Regions from separate parts of the Mus musculus genome. Here region 1 is linked to region 2. Evidence: chromatin loops called from intact Hi-C (ENCODE). Cell type or tissue: heart. All regions are shown on one strand. Each heading gives the region's core, and the rest is flanking DNA. Links, peaks and the distances in the headings are about the cores only.

Region 1 (10,073 bases), core at 2,209-7,208, 57 kb after region 2:
GGCTGTTCCAGGCTCCAGTATAAGTGGAAGACTCACCGAGATAAGACCCTGGCTGAGTCAACGATGCACAAGGCTCGCATCCTAGGGATGGGAGGGGAGGGGCACCTGAGGCCCCCACAAGGTCAGCCACCTGCCCCCCTCATCCCTCGCCACCCACTCCATCCAGCCGCCCTGGACTCTAGGCTCTAGGCTCACCCCAGGGTGGAGCTCCCCCCTCCTTCTTGCCCTTTGCCAGCGAAGGCCCCAGGCGGCTGCCAGCAGCACCAGTGTGAGAGGCAGCAGCAGCAGCAGCAGGAGCAACAGCTGCCTGGGCCGAGGCTCTGGGAGCTCCGTGGCTTCTAGGGCTATGGGACTCCTTGGGGGCAGCAGGGTGGAGGAGTCTGGGGAGAGAGAAGAAGCAGGTAACTGAGGGGGCTCATCAGCGCAAACGTGGAACGTCCTGGAGAATACGGGTGATGGGTGGTTCATGAGGAGCCTATTAACAACAAAACCTAGACCTGGGGGCATAAGGTAGGCCTGGCAGACCACGCCTTTAACAATTCAACACTCAGGAAGCAGAGGCAGACAGAGCTCTGTGAATTTGAGGCTAGCCTGGTCTACATAGTAAGTTGTAGGACTGACAGGAATGTATCAAGAAACACTGAAAAATAAACCAACACTGGGGATAAAAAGTGTGAGCATGGCTGGGCATCCTGGTCTACACCTTCAACCCCAGAAGTCAGGAGCAGAAGCTGAGGGATCTCAGCCTGGTCAGCATAGCAAGCTACAGGCAGCCAGGACTATAGAGACAGACTGTCTCAAAAGAACACCGTCAAAACAGAGGGGAGGGGAAAAAAGAGAAAACAGTGAGCATGGCTATTGGTATTGTTACCCAGAAACCATGCTCACTCCGTGTACGTTCCCTGTACACAGGACTGCCCTAGATAAACATACTGGAAATTCTGTCTCCTTCTCAAAGATAGGTGACCTGGGGCCATAAAAAGGAATGGCCTGTCCTTTCCTGGGCATCTATAGCAATTAGAAGGTTGCTAAACAGGAAGAAACATTTTCTTCAGAAGTTTAGCCGTGGGTAAAGTGCCCTCTTACAGGCTACCTGCCTAACTGGCTTTAAAAAAAAAAATATATATATATATATACATATATATATATATACATATATATATGTATATGTATATATATGTGCATATATATACATATATATATGAAGGAAAGAAAGGAGAGGGACCATTGGAGAGAGAAAGGGGATCAGTGAGATAGGACGCACAGGAGAAAGTCATGGTGTGATGGAAATGCAGACATGGATGACATGAGACGTTGCTATACATAATATATGATGACAAAAACATGAAAAAAAGGAAAGGAAAGGAAGCCAGATGTTCTGGCTTCATACCTGTAATCCCAGCACTCAGGACACTGAGGCAGGAGGATTGCTTTGAGTTCAGGGTCAGCCTAGCCTGCATAATGAGACCCTATCTCAAAAGAAAAGAAAAAGGGTTGAAGTGGTGGCTCAGCAGGTAAGAACCCTGGGTGCTCTTGCATTGGACCTGGGTCCCAGCACCCACGTGGTGGTTCACACGGAGCAGAGACTCCAGTTTCAGGGGATCTGGTGCCCTCTTCTGGCCTCTGCAGGCACCAGACACACATTCAGTGCACTTACAGGCATGTAGGTAAAACACTCACACATAAAGATACATCTTTAAAAAAGAAGAAAGAAAAGAGAGAAAATAAGGGAGAAAGAACATGTGTGAAGTGCCAACTAGTGGGAGCAGAAGCCCTGGACACACAGTTAGCAAGGCTGTGGCTGTGAGCCTGGTGGCACCATGGTGCTGGGCTCTGGGGCCACCGTTACCCGGCTGGCACTGCACCTCCAGGCACCGAGAGAAATTCTGGCAGGCCTTCCCGATACAGGGCTTCAGAGCAAGCAGCTGTGTGCAGGTGTCCTTCAGGAGGTGGGAGATGTTGGTCTGGACGAATCGCAGACATTCTGGTAGGGGCTGGGAGAAGGGAGGGAGGGACAGATCATCACCATGTCACACCAGGGGCTCCACCAACCCAGGGCCCTGACCTGCAGAGGTCACAGAGCCTAGGGGCCCAGGCCTCAAAGACTCCAGGGTTCTCCAGTTGTTAGGAAAGAGAACACCTTAGGAACAACCTTCTTCAGCTATTAAGGCACAGACCCAGTAACAGATCCCCAGGTGACCTCGGGGCTTGGAGGTTCCAGCCCTACCTCCGTGGTATGCTGTGGGAAAATGAACTCCCCCTAAAAGACCCGGCTGGCAGAGCTGTTTTTCAAGGCCTGGGGAGGGACTTGGCTCTCTTCATTTGAGTTCTAGTGCTAACCTGGAAGGTACATGAGGTGACAAAATGTATCTCGGTGTTGACGTCCTCCAGAAGCGTTTGCATCTTAGACCCTGCCACAGTCTTCAGTTGCTCTATCCAGCGCTGGGCTAGGAAGAGGCTCCACAAGGCCTTGCAGTGCTTCTCCTGCAGACCAAGAACCCAGGCCAGAGCTCAGAGAGTAGGGGCGGGGCTAGATGACTGACATGGGTTAGGCCGGGCCAGAAGGCAGAAGGAAGGAGAGCGGGTCAGGATGGCTTAGTGATGGGGCTAGGTGTCAGCGGAGAATGGGCGTGACCAGATGCTAAAATTAGTGGGCGGGGCCAGGAGACCGAAAGAGGTGGGGCCAGAAAGGGTAGGAAGGGTGGGCCTGTCACTTGTGAGATGGAGGTGGGTATGGATCAAATGCCTGAGATGAGACCCGGCCAGACACCAAGGGAGAAAAGTGGTGGGGCTTCAAGTCTGAAGACCACGCCCTCTCCACGGAGGGGCGGGGCCAGATGCCTGAGAGGGAGTGACCTACTAAACCCAAGCGAGAAAGGAACATAGAGGCCAGTCTTGACAGCTTGGTGGGAGAATGAGCTAGGATGCCTTGATCTGGGGCTAGGATGGGGTGGGTGTGGGTGGAAAGAAGGTCTAGATTTTCAGGTCTGAGGGTGCAGGAGGTAGCCCACTAGTCTTGTCCCTGACTGGTGGCACATCTTGAGTCTGGTTCCCACCTCCATCCCAGGGCCCTCCCGACTGTGACTCACGTCCTGAAGATTGACGGCCACAGTGACTGGGTAATCTTTAAGCAGGTGGTCAGTCTATGGGAGAAAACAAGGTGAGGCCTGATTGAAAGCAAGAGCAAATTATAGAGTCGGAGAAGTTGACCCTGAGACAAGGGGACAAGGACAGAAAAGAGGCAGGACTCACATAAAGAAGAAGAGAACGAGAGAGAGAGAGAGAGAGAGAGAGAGAGAGAGAAGAGACACCAAGACAGTAGCAAAGAGACTCACAGAGCAGCAGAGGTCTACAGAGAGAGGCATCCAGAGAGAGGGACAGAGAGAGGGACAGAGAGGAACATGTGCTCAGAGTGAAGGCCAGAAGTCCTAGAGAGAAACAGTGACAGAGACTCAGAGAACAGGGACTCAGAAAGAGAGACTGAGACAGAGAAAGATAGTAAGAGACCCAGAGAAGGGGGCAGGGGGCGGAGATCCAAAGAGAGAGGGACAGAGACCTCACAGAGATAAAGACATGTTGTGAGACAGAGATGCGGAGATAAGGACCCAGCACAGTATGGGAACTGGCTCACCAACTCTCTAAACTTCACTTTGAAGTTGGAGGAGATGGGACTGTGGCTGAAGTAACAGTCAGGTGTCCCCCGCAGGCAAGGACTCAGCAGCAGCAACAGCAGCAACAGGGAGGACTACAGGGAGGTGGTGTCAGCAACTGACTTCCATGCAGGGGCTCCCTGGATCCTGCTTCCCTCATTAACTGGGTGTCATCTTCCCTGTCTCTGCCTGTCCTGCACCTTGGCTCCTGTGACAAACCTGTGGCCATCCTCTTTTTTTTCTTCCAATCCTGTTCTGTGTCTGTCTCCTCATGCCTCCATCCCCTGCCCATTTCCCTTCTCCGCCCGGCTCCATCACCCCTCAGGTATACGCACATTTGGGCTCCAGGCTGGCGCCAGCACTGTCATCTCTGCCGGGGACCCCTCATGCCTGTGACAGGTTCTTGGAAGTGACAGGAGGGCAGGTCTCGGGCTCATACCCTGCAGCCCCTTCCCCACCCACCCCTGTACCCCGCCGCCCCGCCCTGCCGCCCTTGATGTGGGTGCGTTTCCGCCTCCTGCTCCCCCAGGCTTCCTGCACGAGCCTCAGTGACTGTGAAAAGTCATCTCCTCTTCTAAGAACCCCGACCGACGTCCCCAGAATCCTCCCCAGGTCTCGCACCCTGCTCCCTCTGCCCGGGAGTGGGGACCTTGGGACCGCCCCTCGGGGACTTGGAAAGCCATTCACCCCACGCACCAGGCTTGCCCCAGCTGGGTGTGGAAAGCCAAAGCTGGATGACAGCCAAAGACCGAAAGTGAAAGGAAGCTTTGGGGTAGACAGTGCCAGGGGTGAGTTCGAGCCCGGGCGGGACACGCCACCTAGTGGTAACAAGTGGCGCGGCCGCAGACCTCAGCTTGGGCCCTGAAAGGATAGCGAAGGGATGCGACAAGGCTTTCCAGCTTCGAAGTGTATGTAGAATCCGAACAGTGTCAGTCACTTCAGCTGCCATTAAATAGACTTTGCCTCCACCATAAGGAATGTCATAGTGGCTTCCTTTCTGATTTCCCTACTTCCTAGCCATCATCTGCTTCCTGGGGCACAGAACTTGTGAACCTCCAGCCTCTAGGTTCCTGATTCATTTGGGATAAAAGTCCAGCCTTCTTAGCAAGGACTGGTAATACAGACCTGTCACTCCAGTTTCCAAGGAGCCCGAGGCAGGAGGAATGAGGGTTGGAGGCTGGCCTTGTTTCAAGACTGGCCTGAGCAATTTACTAAGACCCTGTCTCAAAAACTACAAAGATGGCTGGGCGTGGTGGCGCACACCTTTAATCCCAGCACCCGGGAGGCAGAGGCAGGCAGATTTCTGAGTTCAAGGCCAGCCTGGTCTACAGACTGGTTCCAGGACAGTCAGGGCTATACAGAGAAACTGTCTATAAATAAATAAATAAATACATACATACATACGTACATAAATACATAAATAAATACTACAAAGACGGGCAGGTGCACAGCTCAGTTGGAGAGCAGCTGCCTAGAATCCACCAGAGAGTCAGTGGCAGAGAACTAGCAAGCTTGAGGTCCCCGACTCAATCGATGGTGCCGCCCACCTCACCCCTCCACATAGAGCTGCAGTGTTTGACTCTGTGCTCTCCTAACCCCTCCCTGCTAACCTCATGCTATCAGTGTTCCTTCCCAACACTAGCCATGCGCGTGCGTCTCAGGTGGGCATTCTCTTGGCCAGGGGCCTTTGCACTAGCTGTTTCCAATCATGGAATACCTTCCCTCCAGATCCTTGTGTTGTCCCCATCTTGCCCAAGCCCTTGCTTAAACACATAGGCAGAGGCCTCATGACACCCTTCCCCAAGAAGCTCCCCTCGCAGCACCAGACTCACCCTGCTTTGCCCTTATCACCATTTAACACACGATGTGGTTTCCTTATCTTCCCCATTGTCTTCTATTCTTCCGTGGCTGTTTCCACCCTGCAAAGCCCTTGCACCCAGAACTATGACTCGCCTAAGCAGCAGCTACACAAGAGTCCGACCTCTTCCCATCTCATTGCTGTGGTGTAGCACAGGATGTGTCTGGGCTTTGGTTTTGGTTCCTAGGAGATAAATCCTTGGGATTTTCCAAGTATGGGGAGTGCCTTTGTTTATCGGGGCTGGCACCTGGACTCCACCTGAGTCCACACAGAGGCAATTCAGAAAGGACCTGGTTGTGCTTGAAAGACCAAGAATGAAGAGTATGGTGCATTGGAGGCAGGTGGACCAGGAGTTCAAGGTTAGCCTTGGCTACATATAAGACCCTGTGTCATATAACAGGCAAGATGTGGTGATGAAACCTTTACTCCCAATACTTAGAAGAGGCAGCTGGATCTTCTCTGAGTCGCGGGTGGATTGCTTGTTCTTGGATTTAGGGTCAACTTAGATAATGTATGGAGATCCCATCTCAAGATCCTGGGGCTGCAAATACCCCCGTGCTTGGCTAGCATGTGTGAAACCCTGGATCGCATCTCCAGGCAGACCAGACTAGGTGGAGCACACCTGTAATCCAGGCAGGATCATCCTTCATTACGAGACTGAAGCCAGTCTGGATCACATCACACTTTGTCTTCCAAAACAGTCAATCCTCAGCCCATCTATGCTCCTCTGGGCTCTGCACCCCCACTGCTGCTGCAGAGTGTGGGGGTGCACAGGCCATGGTTAGTTCATTGAGCTGCTTTTTATAGCACTTCAGGGAATCTGTCACATCCCAGTCTGCAGGTTTCATGCGAGTGCTGGCTTTGTCACTATGAGAACTAGCCCTTTGTCCTCTTTAAGCTGAAGGTTTTTCTGCCCTAAACTGGGAGATGAGTCAGTAAAAGGACAAAAAGAAGGTATCTTCTTTTTGTGCAGTTCTGGGGATTGAACCTAGCACGTCCCACATGCTAGGCAGACACTCTGCTGTTGAGCCATGACCCAGACTCTGTGGCAATCTAAGCAGGACTCTACTGCCTGTGTAGTTCTGTTTCTTCCATGGTCCACCTAAGTCTTTTCTGCAGAGCCCTATGTCTGCTGGAAACTCTGGCAAGTTTGTTTGCTTTGGCCAATGACTTCACTTACTGTGGGGTGAAGCCCAGTGGCTTGGGATGAATGTGAGGGAAGTGGGCCTGGGCTAGGCTGACTGTATCCTAACTTTTTCACATGTGTTCTTTCACACTGCTGGTATCTCCAGATGACGCTTTAATGGAGTCATACATGGGACCTGGTATCTCAGCACTTGAAGGCTGGGGCGGGAGAATCACAGTATGTTCTGGAACACCTTGGGAAGGTAAGTTCCAATTCAGTCAGGCTTAGTCAGACTCTCTCTCTTTTTGAGAGTCTTACTAAGTACAGTATGTAGCCCTGGCCTGGAGCAAGATATATGAACAAGGCTGCTCTCAACTTCAAAGAGGCTCACCTGCCCTGCCTCTGGAATGAAAGGTGTGTGCTACCACACCAGATTCTGTCTCAAAAACTTGAAAATGTGGGGCTGGAAAGATGACTGAGATTGAAAGGATGTGCTATTGCACAGGACCCGCTTCAGTTTCTAGCACCCACAGCGGTGCAGTGCCATGGCATCCAGTACTCTCTTCTGACCTCATGTGTCCATACCCACATAAAGCATTAAAATAAAAACATGGAACTAGAGAGATAGCTCAAGGTTAAAAGCACTGGCTATTCTTCCAAAGGACCCTGGTTCAATTCCCAGCACTCACAAGGCAGGTCACAACTGTTTCTAACTCTAGGGAATCTCACACCCTCATACATAAATTAAAAATAGATCGCTAAAAGAAAGGAGGAGGAGGAGGAAGAGGAGGAAGAAGAGGAGGAGGAGGAGGAGAAGAAGAAGAAGAGGAAGAAGAAGAAGAAGAAGAAGAAGAAGAAGAAGAAGAAGAAGAAGAAGAAGAAGAAGAAGAAGAAGAAGAAGAAGAAGAAGAAGGAGGAGAAGAAGAAGAAGAAGAAAACATACTGCTACTATTCTGGCTAGTCTCCCCACCCCCACCCCGTTTCCTCGATACAGGGTTTCTGTGTAACCTTGGCTATCCTGTAACTTGATCTGTAGACCAGGCTGGCCTTAACTCAGAGATTCTGCCACCATGGTGAATTGTGTTACCCCTGGGCTGGGGGTCATGGGTGCTGTAAGAAAGCAGGCTGAGCAAGCCACAGGAAGCAAGCCAGCAAGCAGCACTGCTCCATGGTCCCTGCTTCCGGGTTTCTGCCAGGTTTGAGTTCCTACCATGGCTTTCCTAGTGGACTGTGATTTGGAATGTGTAAGCTAAATAAACCCTCCCCTCCCCCAGCTGCTTGCCATGACGATTGTCATCACAGCAGCAGCAACCCTCACACACAACAGCACACCATCAGGGTCACTGGGAGGAGGCTTTGTTGTCTCTAAAAAGCTCTCATGCCATTGCCATGCCAAGAAGGCCTCACAAGTGCCAACCAGATGGGGCCCCTCCCAGCTTCAACAGCCATGTGATGGAACCTTTATTCTTGGCAAGTGACAAAGTGACAGTCTGTGATAATCAGTTACAGCTCAGAAGATGGAGTAAGAATAAGTTGAGCCTGATGGCTCAAGCTGTCATCCCAGTGGCAGATCGGGAATGCAAGGTCATCTCTGGTGCCACAGTCCAACCAGGAACACACACACACACACACACACACACACACACACACACACACACACACGTTCTTGAAACCAAACCAAGCAAATAGAACACCAAACCAAAACATACGAGAAAAGAAAATGGACTAAGACAGCCTCTGTTAGCCCAGTTCACTGGGCAACATTAGTGAGCAGACCGGGGAGAGAGAGGGAAAGAGAGAGAGAGAGAGGGAAGGAGGGAGGCCTTGACAATGTGCAGTGAGTCAACCAGTACAGATCAGGGTTACTGCTAAAGTCTAGGCCATTCTGACGGCTCTTCTCGACTTCTCTTGCCTGGGGCCTTCATGCTCAGCCTGGGTGAACAGACACTCTGGCTTGTTTTATGACCTCACATGGTAAACAGGATTTGGCAGAGACTAAGGAAGAGCACAGGGTGGACGTGTCCATACATATATAATCCCAGGTGGATCACAAGAATTCCAGATCAGGGGTGAGATGGCTGAGCTAATAAAATAGGTTATGACTACCAAGCATAAACATCTGAGTTGATCCCATGAACTGACATGGTGAAGGAGAAAACTGATCCCAGAAGTCGTTTTCTGACTTTTGTGCATGCCACATACATACACACCAAAAACCCCAAAACAAAAACCAAAACTCCCGTGAAACTTATTATTATTTTTTTTTTTTTAGACAGGGTTTCTCTGTGTACCTGGCTGTCCTGGAACTTGCTCTATAGACCAGGCTGGCCTCAAACTCAGACATCCACCTGCCTCTGCCTCCTGAATGCTGGGATTAAAGGAATGGCTTAAAACATCACTGCCTGGCTTAAAGCAAACAAGTCCTACAAGAGTACACAGTGAGATCCTGCTTTAAAAACCAAAAACGAGGGGCACTGACTGCTCTTCCAGAGGTCCTGAGTTCAATTCCCAGAAACTACATGGTGGCTCACAACCATCTACAATAGGATCTGATGCCCTCTTCTGGTGTGTCTAAAGACATTGGGCTCACAATTGTAAAATAAATAAATAAATAAATCTAAAAAACAAAACAACCTCCCCCCCATGCTTCTATTGTCAAGCCAGCAGTGCGTCAGGCCTGGAGGTTCATGGGTGAGACATGAGGAGTGGATGTGCGATTAGCTGTGCCCTAAGACCTTGCTGAAAAAGACCAAAGAAGGGGGAAAAAAGCAAAACCACAAACCTAAAACCAAACTAAAAGCTAAACCCATGGAGATCTTCTGTGATGGCAAGCACCTGGTGAGTTTCAGCTCCAGGAAGCCAGGCTTGCCTCGAAGCTGTGCCCTCAGCACCTGGCAGCAGTGGTGGCCCCTGGCTTGGGGCTGGCACACTAGGGCTGTGCTAGGATACTGACCTTCTTGTTCAGAAAGGGGACTTACAGGAAGGCATCAGTGCTGGAATCAATTACAAAGGGGACAGAGCCTTCCAGGGACTTCCCTCTTCTGCCTCCTGACTCAAGAGTGCTGGATGGGGCTGAGTTCCCTTTATGCATCCCATAAACACAGTATTCTCCCAGGGTTGCCTACTGGGCCACACATGAAGAAGCCACTGTTCCCACATCCTCAAATGCACAGTTAAAGTCACTCAGTTTATTAGAAGCCATGGGAAATCTGAGAGAAACGTTCCAAGCACTTGGTGCTCCTGAGCATCAAAGATGGAGTGGGTGGCTTCGGCATCAGTCCCCCATTGGCAGCCACAGGGCCTTTGTTCGTGCTGCGTGAAGACTCAGCTCCTGTCCTGCCCCCTGGACCTCCACATCCCAGGCCCTTGGGAAGCCCCTGTTTACCCACACAGACTTGAGGTTTCCTGCAGAGGCCCATTCCACAAACTGGGAGCCCTG
Region 2 (10,073 bases), core at 2,050-7,049:
CAGGACAGGGGTTCGCTGGCTAGCCATGTGGTCATCAGAGTCTAAGCACTTTAGAAACTTGGCCTTGTGGCTGGGGAGAGCTTGGTTAATAGCATGAAGCCCTAGGTCCCAACCCCAGCACGGATAACCAGGAATGGGGATGCATGGCTTGCCTGGTGGAAGGTCGGAAGTTCAGGGTCACTCTTGGCTGCACAGTGAGTTTCAGACCGAGGAGGCCCTCCCAGGAGGAGGACTGGGTTCCATATTGAGTAGGAAGCCACGGACGCAAATGCCAGGGCCACCTTAGCAAAAGAACACGAAAGTGTCAACAACTGTTGCCAGTTATGCCAGAGCTGCCCAGGGCTCTGTCCCCACACTGGTGGGGTGGGGTAGACACCAGGGTGGGCCCTGGTACTGCTAACCCAGGTCCCTCTTCCCCCAGGCCTATGAGAAGCAGCGAGGAGCGAGGAGAGAAGAGCAGAAAGAGCTGCAGCGAGCTGCAGCCCAGGACCAAGTTAGAGGCTTCCTAGAGAAGGAGGCGGCCATCGTGAGCCGGCCCCTCAACCCCTTCATGCCCAAGGCTGCCACCTTGCCCAACACAGGTGACAAGAAATACCTGCCCTTGGTCGGGTCTTTAGGGGGTGGCTTCCTGAAGTGTGTACCCCAGCTTCTCCCTTCCACAGAGGGTGAACAGCCAGGGCCCAGTGTGGGTCCCGTAGGCAAGGACAAGGACAAAGCACTGCCCAGCTTCTGGATTCCCTCACTAACGCCCGAGGCAAAGGCCACCAAGCTGGAAAAGCCGGTGAGGGCCCAATGTCCAGGATTCCTGCTGCTGCAGTCCGTTCTCCCCGCCCCTCATGCCCCTTCCACCGCCCACATGGCGGACCCTCTCCCTCTCCCCTATTGACCCTGCCTCTACCTGTAGTCCCGCACGGTGACCTGCCCGATGTCCGGGAAGCCACTGCGCATGTCGGACCTGACGTCAGTGCGCTTCACGCAGCTGGACGACTCTGTGGACCGCGTGGGACTCATCACACGCAGTGAGCGCTACGTTTGCGCAGTGACCCGAGACAGTCTGAGCAATGCCACGCCGTGCGCAGTGCTGCGTCCCTCGTGAGTGCGGGGTGTGGGGAGAAGAGGCTCGAGGGTCCGAGATTCCACGGGGCTGACTTTTGGCACTGTCTTCCACTGTAGTGGGGCTGTGGTCACCCTGGAGTGTGTTGAGAAACTGATCCGGAAGGACATGGTGGACCCCGTGAATGGGGACACGCTGACAGAGCGCGACATCATCGTGCTGCAGCGGGTGAGTTGCCATTCGCTCACCGCAGCCCTCACCGCAGCCCGCACCCCATCCTAGCCTGCACTGCAAACTGTCCCCTGGTGTCATACCCACCTGTCTTCCACCCGGCCCCCTTTTGCCCACCCCTCACGTTTTTCCTCCCTATACACTGTTGGCTCTTCTATGGCACTGTTTTCTTTCTAATGCCCCATCCTCCTCCGCCCTTGGGCTCCTCCCCTTTGTCAAAGACACTCCCACTGTCCAGACTCTTCGATGTTCTGAATGCCCTCCATTTCCTGCCCTGGGACTTATTTCTCTGCCCCCCCCCCCCCCAACAGAACCCCCACTGCTGCTGGGAGCCCAGCCTGTGAGGCACCTCCAGCTTGTTCTTTTCTCTCCTCTCTAGGGCGGCACCGGCTTTGCGGGCTCCGGAGTGAAGCTACAGGCAGAAATGTCTCGGCCAGTGATGCAGGCCTGAGCCGTGGCCTAATAAACGTGGATGTGAACATCTGGATGCCTGGCGCCTCATTGTAGGCCCGGCGACAGAAGGAGTGGGCCTGCGGTGTGGGCCTGGGCTCCTGGGATTTACTCAGTCACTTAGGACCAGGCAGAAACCCCGGCGTGAACCTGTGGGTCTCCTCCAGCCTCAGGCAGGACTTGGAAGAGGGTGCCCTGAACAAGAAGTGCAAGTCTCGTGATAGCACTCCCAGGCCAGCTACCTCCCGAGACCCCTAGACATGGACCTGCCCCCACCAAGTGCCCCTCCCCCAGCGATCCCTACAGACCCATTACACACTGCACACTGCTTCACATGCACGTACCCTCCTCCTCTTCTTTCCCTGAACACCTGAGAATATCTCTCAAGAGCCAACTTCCCTTCCCCAGCCCCCTTAAACTTGCTCAAAGAGACGCAGACCACCCTCATCCCTGCCTCCAAGTAAAAATAGCTTTCTTTTCTCTTTGTACTGGCAAATGCACACACTAAGCAAGTGTTGAGTTCCTTAATGTATATCTAAGGGAGGGGTTTGTGCACATGAGTCCAATGCCTGCATAGGCCGTACTAACCTGTCAGACCCCTGGCTCTGGGGTCAGGCAGCCTTGAGTAGCCTAGTCTAGATGCTGGGGGCCAGGCTTGGGTCCTCTGCCAAGAGCAGCAAGCACTCTAAACCACTGAGCCATCTTCACCCCGTGTTTCCATCCCATCACAGAAGAGAACTGCTGCAAAATTGAGGCTACTTTGTGCTGTATAAGACTGCCTCAGAATAAGAGAAACAATTATATACATTTGAGTCCTTAAATCTGGCCAAATTCTTTGTTGTTTTATTTTTCGAGACAGGGTTTCTCTGTGTAGCCCTGGCTGTCCTGGAACTCACTTTGTAGACCAGGCTGGCCTCGAACTCAGAAATCCACCTGACTCTGCTGGGATTAAAGGCGTGCGCTACCACGCCCGGCTGTTGGGCAAATTCTTGATGGAAAAAACCAAAACACTGGCCATGCAGTGATGAGAAGATGTGTTCAATGTGTGGCAACTTGTGTATTTATAATTTTACATCCTGTAAGTCTGTTGCTAATATTTAAACAAAACGTATATTCCAGGCATAGTGGTGTGCGCCTGTAACACTGACCCCCTGCTTTCACTGCCCTTGTCGCACATTACCGGAGTGTGTGGGGGCACCTGGGTCTTTCCTGTGTGCGTAGTTTGCTGCTTTGTGTATAATTTTGATAAGATACTGTCAAGGACACAACCTTTCAAAGATTTGGAAGGGCCTCTTGGCCAGTAAATCAGATGTCCACCTGCGGCCACTAGAGGGCAGAACGTCACTGCCGATGAGAGGCTTAGAATTTAAACAGGCTGGGGCTGAGAGTCCACAGACTGGAAGGTGTGAGTTCAGATCCCTGTAATGCTAGCATCAGAGACGAGGGTCCCTGGGGTTTGCTGATGATCCACACCATCCCATTCCAGGTTCAGTGAGAGACCTCCTCTCCCTACGTAATGTAAGCAGTGGGTGAAGACACCCAGCTCTGGCCTGTGGGTGTCACACACAGGGACACACCAAATACAGATGTTACCCAAGTACGTAAAGTAACCAGAAAGAAGAAAACATCAGAAAATTTGGAGACCCAACATTTAGAAAATGCCAAGTTGCTTTTAAATGGTGTGTGCTTTTAGCCCAGGACAGGGTCAAGCCATGACTACCAAATGCCAGTGCAGAGCCCAGCCAGGGCTGGCGGTACACACCTGCCATCCACCAGCAGATGAGGAAGGGAGAGGGATGACAGGAGTTCCGAGAAGAAAGCTAGGGAGGTACCCCAACTATATTGATTAAAGTCCAGCTGAACCCAGTTGAATTATATTTGCTGTTTAGGGGTTCAATCCAAGGAACTCAGCAAGGAGTGGGGTGTGGTGGCGCACGCCTTTAATCCCAGCACTCAGGAGGCAGAGGCAGGCAGGTTTCTAAGTTCGAGGCCATCCTGGTCTATAGAGTGAGTTCAGGGCAGCCAGGGCTACATAGAGAAACCCTGTCTCAAAACAAAACAAAACAAAACAAAACAAAACAAAAAAACAATTTTCTCCTGAAGAATAAAACAGACTCAGGTTCGACTACTGTCAGCCTGAGAGGGAGTGTGGCTCAGTGGGACATGCCTGGGATGCCACAGTAAGAAACTGGAGTGTTGTTAGAGGGTAGAGCTCAGAGCCTGGGTCCTAACTCTGGTAACCCTGACCCAATGCTTTAAGACCCATTACTTGGTTTGCTAACTTTTAAAGTTGACAAGAATAAAACTCCTAAATCCTTAAAATCCACATGGTGGGAAGAAAACACCATCACAACACATCGTCTGACCCGCACACACACAAAAAAAATTCAATAAAAATAAACAAGATGCGGGGTGTGGTGGTGCACGCCTTTAATCCCAGCACTCACGAGGCAGAGGCAGATGGATTTCTGAGTTCGAGGCCAGCCTGGTCTACAGGAATATACAGAGAAACCCTGTCTCAAAAAAAACCCCAAACAAACAAACAAGATAAACTGCCTTGAGATACTGAACCCCCCAGGGAAGCATCACGCAAGCCCCTGTAAGAGCCAGTGATTTCCCAGCCGGTAGTCCCAGAACTCGCCAGCAGAGGGCACGCGCGCCATTCCATGCCTTGGTAAGTAATTGTGTCTGCTCCGGAATACACAGACTGGGCTAAATTGGATGACATTTCCACCGGCACTTGGGGACTTTGAAGTCTCTTCTTCTGAGCTGTATGTCAAAGCCCTTGCGATGTCACCACTTTTTCTGAAGATGAGCACTGTAGATGTTATGCAGTCTGGAATGTTTAGGAAGGCACTGGCCTGGCATGGACCTCATTAAAAAATTCTGGGGTAGCCGGGCGTGGTTGGTTACGCCTTTAATCCCAGCACTTGGGAGACAGAGGCAGGGGATTTCTGAGTTCGAGGCCAGCCTGGTCTTCAGAGTGAGTTCCAGGACAGCCAGGGCTACACAGAGAAACCCTGTCTAGAAAAAACAAAACAAAACAAAAAAATTCTGGGGTTCCAACTGGGCATGGTGGTGCACACCTTTAATCTCAGCACTCAAGAGTCAGGAGAAGATTGATGTCTGAGTTCGAGGCCAGCCTGATGTACAAAATGACTTCCACGTTAGCCAAGGCTGCACAGACCGGTCTCAAAAAAAAAAAAAAAACAACAAAAAAAAAAGTTCTGTGTCCAATCTTCCAGGCAATCAGGCTTACTAGTAAACACCTTTACCCATGTGCTGGGTCGTCTGGGAAGAAAGAACCTTTTATTATTTGTTTATTTAGGAAGAGTCTTTTATTTGCTTGTTCGTTTATTATATACATTGGTTGTGTTGTCTGAGTGTGTGTGTGTGTGTGTGTCTGTGTGATCCCCTGGAAATAAAGTTGCATAGACCGTTATGAGCTGCTGTCTGGGTGCAGAGCCTTTGGAAGAACAGCTAATGCCCTTAACCCCTGAGCCATCTCTCCAGCCCCAGGAAGGAAGAATCCTTTTTTTAGATTTGTTTATCACGTATACAATGTTCTGCCTGCATGCATGCCTGCATCCCAGAAGAGGGCATCAGATCCCATTACAGATGGTTGTGAGCCACCATGTGTTGCTGGGAACTCAGGACCTCTAGAAGAGCAGTCGGTGCTTTTAACTGCTGAGCCATCTCTCCAGCCCCAGGCAGAAAGATTTTAGTTGAGAAAAGGCCTCCATAACGTTGGCATGTAGACAAGTCTGTGGAGTTTTTCCTGAATGATGATTGGTGTAGGAAGGGTCAGCCCATTATGGGCGGGGCCACCCTGACCAGGTTCTTCTGGGTGCTGTAAGAAAGCAGGCTGAGCAAGGCCTGGGGCACAAGCCAGTCAGCCAGTATCCTCCAAGGCTTCTGCATCAGCTCCCGCCCCAACTTCCCGGAATGATGAGCAGTGGTCTGAAATAAGCCTTTTTTTCCTCAGGTTCCTTTTTCTCACAGTGTTTAATCCCCAGGACACTTGCTGAGCTATGCAGCCAGCACCCACACCCCACTGCTTATTTTATTTGTGTGAGTGTGTAAACGAGTGCCCTGAGAGGCCAGAAAATTCATGAGATTGCTCTGGGATGGAGTCCCAGGCACACGTGAACTGCCTGGCATGGGTGCTGGGGTCCCAACACTAGGATCCATCTGCAGGACACACACACACATACACACGCATGCACATGCATACACATGCATGCACACACATGCACATACACTTTTCTTTCTTTCTCTCTTTTTTTATGACTTTTTCTTTTTCTTTTTTTTTTTTAGATTTATTTATTATATGTAAGTACACTGTAGCTGTCTTCAGACACACCAGAAGAGGGCGTCAGGTCTTGTTAGGATGGTTGTGAGCCACCATGTGGTTGCTGGGGTTTGAACTCAGGACCTTTGGAAGAGCAGTCAGTGCTCTTAACCGCTAAGCTTGCTCTCTCTCTCTCTCTCTCCCTTCCAATTCCTTTCTTTTTTTCTTTTATTTTTTTTCCCGAGACAGGGTTTTCTCTGTGCAGTCCTGGCTGTCCTGGAACTCACTCTGTAGACCAGGCTGGCCTTGAACTCAGAAATCTGCCTGCCTCTGCCTCCTAAATGCTGGGATTAAAGGCGTGCACAACCGCTGCCCGGTTGATTGTTTTTCATGACACAGTTTCTCTGTGTGACAGTCCTGGCTATCCTAGAACTGGCTTTGTAGACTAGGCTGGCCTCAAATTCAGAGATCTGTCTGTCTCTGTCTCCCAAATGTTAGGACTAAAAGTGTGTGCCATCGCCTGGCTTTTTTATTTTTTTGCACCCCTTCCGCTTTTAAATTAAAATATAATTACATTTTATTTCCCCCCTTTTCCCTCCAACCTTTTTTTTTAAACAAACAAACAAAACCAAACAGGCCAGACATGAACACCCGGACGTCCTCCTGCGCTAGACTCTGCCCTCGCGTTGCTGTATTACGGGTGTATATCACTCTCCGTGTGGCTCAATGCAGCTGACACAGAGGCGCTTTCCCTCCTCATTCCTGGCTATTCCATTTTCAGAACCCTCACCGCGGGGTGTTTCACTGAGAGCTGTGGTTGTTTCTCCAGCTGTGGTTTTGTGCTTCCCCACCCTGGAGCACTTAGGGGCGGGCTGCATTTCCTGCCTGGCTTTCCTGCGGCCCCCAGGCTGCTGGCTTTATTCTCGGCCTCTGGGAACGCCCTCAAACGTCCACTAACACCCATCTCGCATGCCCAGATGCCCGAGAGCAGTGCTCCTCAACCTTTAACACAGTTCCTCTTGTTTTGACGGATCTCCACCAACCATAAAATCATTTTTGTTGCTATTGCCTAACGGTGATTTTGCTGTTATGAATCGTAATGTATGTGACCCTGTGGAGGGGACATCACCGCTGGACTACGCCCTCTTGAGGCCCTCCGCACTCAGCGCCAGCATGCTCCTCCATCTCCTCACAGTATCCTTCCCCCCACCCACAGATAGACAGACAGACAGACAGACAGAGCAGGGGACCCCAGCAACAGCTTTTATTGCTCCTAGGCAGGACAGGTTAGCTTGTGCTGTTGACATTCAGAGTTCAAATTGCGGTTAGGTCAGGATGTGGCCCCGCGTCAGTGCTGGGATGCTATCAGTGGGTGTCACTTATCTTTGAGTGCCTGAGTATCCTGGGCAGGTTGGGGGGTCCCAGGGTTGGTGACAGGGGTCTCAGGGAGAGAAGGTGACTGAGGGCCCAAGAACCAGGAACACCAGAGCTGAGTCTGTGTCCTGGGGGCGGGGCTGGCTGCAGTGGCCCCGCGGTTGTCCCCCATGTGGTCATGTGGTCGGAAGTCTGAGAGACATGGGGATCAGAGCTCATCATGGTGCCTTGTCAGGTCCTCACCGTAGTTGGTGGCCTGGCTGCCCACAAACATGTTCCAGTTGCTCAAGATCTCAGCTTTGCTCAGCCGGCCATCCTGTGGGCAGAGTGGTCAGCAGGAGGCAGGGCCCACGGGGGACATCCCCACCAGGCTGTCCCTAGGGCCCCTCCTCTGCCTGGCTTCTCTCCTCTAGGCCTCGGCCCCCATCTGTTTCTCCGGATCTGTCTCTAGGTCTCTTTCCGTTTCTCTCTCTGTTTCCGGACCCACCTGCGTGCAGGCAGTAGTAGCCCAGGCTCACCTTGTCCGTGTCGCTCTCATGCAGCAGGTGGTTGGCCTCCACCAGGGGCTGGTCCTGGGATGGAGGCAGCACCCAGTAACCGACTTCACTGCCATCCAGTCGCCCGTCCTTGTTCAGATCCCGGAACTCTCGGAACTGCTGCCGCTCTGTCTGCACCCAGGCAGGTTCCTCCTCCCCAGGCTCCTCGGAGTACAGGTCCGCTGAAGGGGATGTGGGGGTGGGGGAGATGAGGGCTAGGGCAGGCCCGGGAGCCTGGGAGACCTTAGTCCTGCATCCCAAAAGCCATCCTCGCGGTACCCACACGCCTCCCTCCGCACTCTTCCCTCTCCATCCCATCTGCACACACACACCCACACACGGGCCACCAGACCCCTTGGTCATTCATCCTACATCTGTCAAATTTGTTTCAGGGATAAAACATGTTATTTAAAAAGACTTAGAGGAGCCGGGCTTGGTGGCTCACACCTATAATCCCAGCACTTGGGAGGCAGAGGCAGGTGGATTTCTGAATTCGAGGCCAGCCTGGTCTACAGAGTGAGTTCCAGGACAGCCAGGACTACACAGAGAAACACTGTCTCGGAAAAAAACAAAAACAAGCAAACAAACAAAAGATTTAGAAAGAAAACCCGGGGGAAAAATAAGGCACTCATTTCTTATAAATCCTTGCATATTGGTTGCATGGAATACTTCATATATAAACCTTTCAAACTCAAAAAATCCCATGAGTCGGGGCTAAAGACGTAGCGAGGTTGGTGGAGTCCCTGTTTAAAACAAAGCCCCGGGTTCTGTCCCAGCACTGTCTAAGCAGGGCAAGGCTGCAGTGCCATGGACCCAGCTCTGTGGAGGTGGAAGTATGGGGATCAGGAATTGAAGGTGTCCTTCACTTCATAGCAAGTTCAAGGCCAGCCTGAGTTACTGAAGACTTAGCTCAAAAAAAAATTTTTTTTTAAGCCAGCAAAATCATATTTTATCCTCATTAGCACCTCCCTGAGTCAAACAGCCCGAGGCCTAGCACAGGGCTGGCTGGCCAGGCGGAAACACTTCAAATGGCCCTAAACAGGTCAACTGGAGAGAGACACTGTTATGGAAACAAGACAAATCTTGAGTCTGGTTCAACCAGCAAAGCCCCTGAGCTATTGTGAGCCCCAGGCTATCCCCAAAGGGTCCTCTCTCTCTGGTGCTTTCTGCAGTAAGTTCCTAATGGATGCTCCCTGGGCTCGGCATGCAGTAGATTCTGCACACAGTGGGGCTTTATCCATGCAGCTTGAAGGGTGAGGACCTCTGCTCTCCTTGGTGCCAGGAGATGGCAGGCCTCAGGTGGGAACAGGCTTTGCTCACCGATATACTCTTCCACCTGCACGTAGCCATCTTTGTTCTTGTCAAGGTCCTCCAGGGTCTCCTGGGGAGAGGCATTGGAGTGAAGGGTCAGTGTACCTACAGCTGAGCACTGCCCACGGGGAGGAGAGGCGGGGCCTTGGGATGTTACTGGGATGGGATGTACTTGTGTCCAGTGGAAGGCAGCCAGGAACCCCCATGTCCAATCCTGCCCAGCTTTGTCTGGTTTTATGAGATAGGCTCTCACTGTGTAGTCCTGGTGGGAATATAACTCAAGGCTGGCTTTGAACTCACAGACCTGCCTGCTCCCGAGTGCTGGGATTAAAGGCATCTGCCACCACTGCCAGGCTCATGGATGATGTATTTTTATGTATATGGATATTTTGCTTGCATGCTGTGTACCACATGCATGCAGTCCCTCCAAGGCAAATAAGGCCGTCAGACCCTGCAGAACTGGAGTTATTCTGGGGCTGAGAAGAGAACCCCAACTTTTGCCAGAACAGCAAGTGCTCTTAAGCCATCTCTCTGGCACATGGACCATTTTTTGGCACATACACCAACACGGCTACTCTTCATGCTATCTGTCCTAATTTAAAAAAAATGGTTTCTGGGGCTGGAGAGATGGCTCAGTGGTTAAGAGCACCAACTGCACTTCCGAAGGTCCTGAGTTCAAATCCCAGCAACCACATGGTGGCTCACAACCATCTGTAATGAGATCTGATGCCCTCTTCTGTTGCATCTGAAGACAGCTACAATGTACTTAGATATAATAATAAATAAGTCTTTTTAAAAAATGGTTTCTGCCTGGGCAGTGGTGGTG

What was found. Hi-C counts contacts between places; a loop is a spot of excess contacts. Peaks named below come from ENCODE experiments on the same cell type or tissue, not always from the same donor. Only the 100,000 strongest peaks of a DNase experiment are listed, where the experiment ranks them.
Region 1: a loop joins it to region 2, with 6 times the contacts of the local background. A loop is called at or near these places in 24 of 42 quality-filtered maps.

What each region holds. Positions count from the first base shown.
Region 1 is chr7:45,132,033-45,142,105 of GRCm38, forward strand. Flt3l (FMS-like tyrosine kinase 3 ligand) reads right to left here and starts at 4,400. Exons shown (of 9, transcript NM_013520.3): 1 at 4,347-4,400; 2 at 3,986-4,052; 3 at 3,632-3,745; 4 at 3,090-3,143; 5 at 2,341-2,484; 6 at 1,850-1,994; 7 at 196-380; 8 at 37-105. The coding sequence starts at 4,018. The coding sequence ends at 82. Aldh16a1 (aldehyde dehydrogenase 16 family, member A1) reads right to left here. Exons shown (of 17, transcript NM_145954.2): 17 at 9,801-10,070. The coding sequence ends at 9,909. In heart, for the core only: no CTCF peak of the experiment used is centred there; DNase peaks (open chromatin) are centred at 2,719, 4,389, 5,189, 5,359 and 1 weaker place; H3K4me3 peaks cover 2,757 bases; H3K27ac peaks cover 3,035 bases; H3K27me3 peaks cover 375 bases.
Region 2 is chr7:45,075,648-45,085,720 of GRCm38, forward strand. It overlaps Nosip (nitric oxide synthase interacting protein), which reads left to right. Exons shown (of 9, transcript NM_025533.3): 5 at 422-581; 6 at 663-781; 7 at 905-1,092; 8 at 1,174-1,282; 9 at 1,665-2,856. The coding sequence ends at 1,736. It overlaps Rcn3 (reticulocalbin 3, EF-hand calcium binding domain), which reads right to left. Exons shown (of 7, transcript NM_026555.2): 5 at 9,257-9,317; 6 at 7,919-8,118; 7 at 7,267-7,716. The coding sequence ends at 7,609. Among named protein-coding and RNA genes, the nearest start is that of Rcn3, 12 kb to the right of the region's middle. In heart, for the core only: CTCF peaks have their summits at 3,060 (motif pointing right), 4,374 (motif pointing right) and 5,330 (motif pointing right); DNase peaks (open chromatin) are centred at 3,094, 4,374, 5,624, 6,914 and 1 weaker place; H3K27ac peaks cover 136 bases.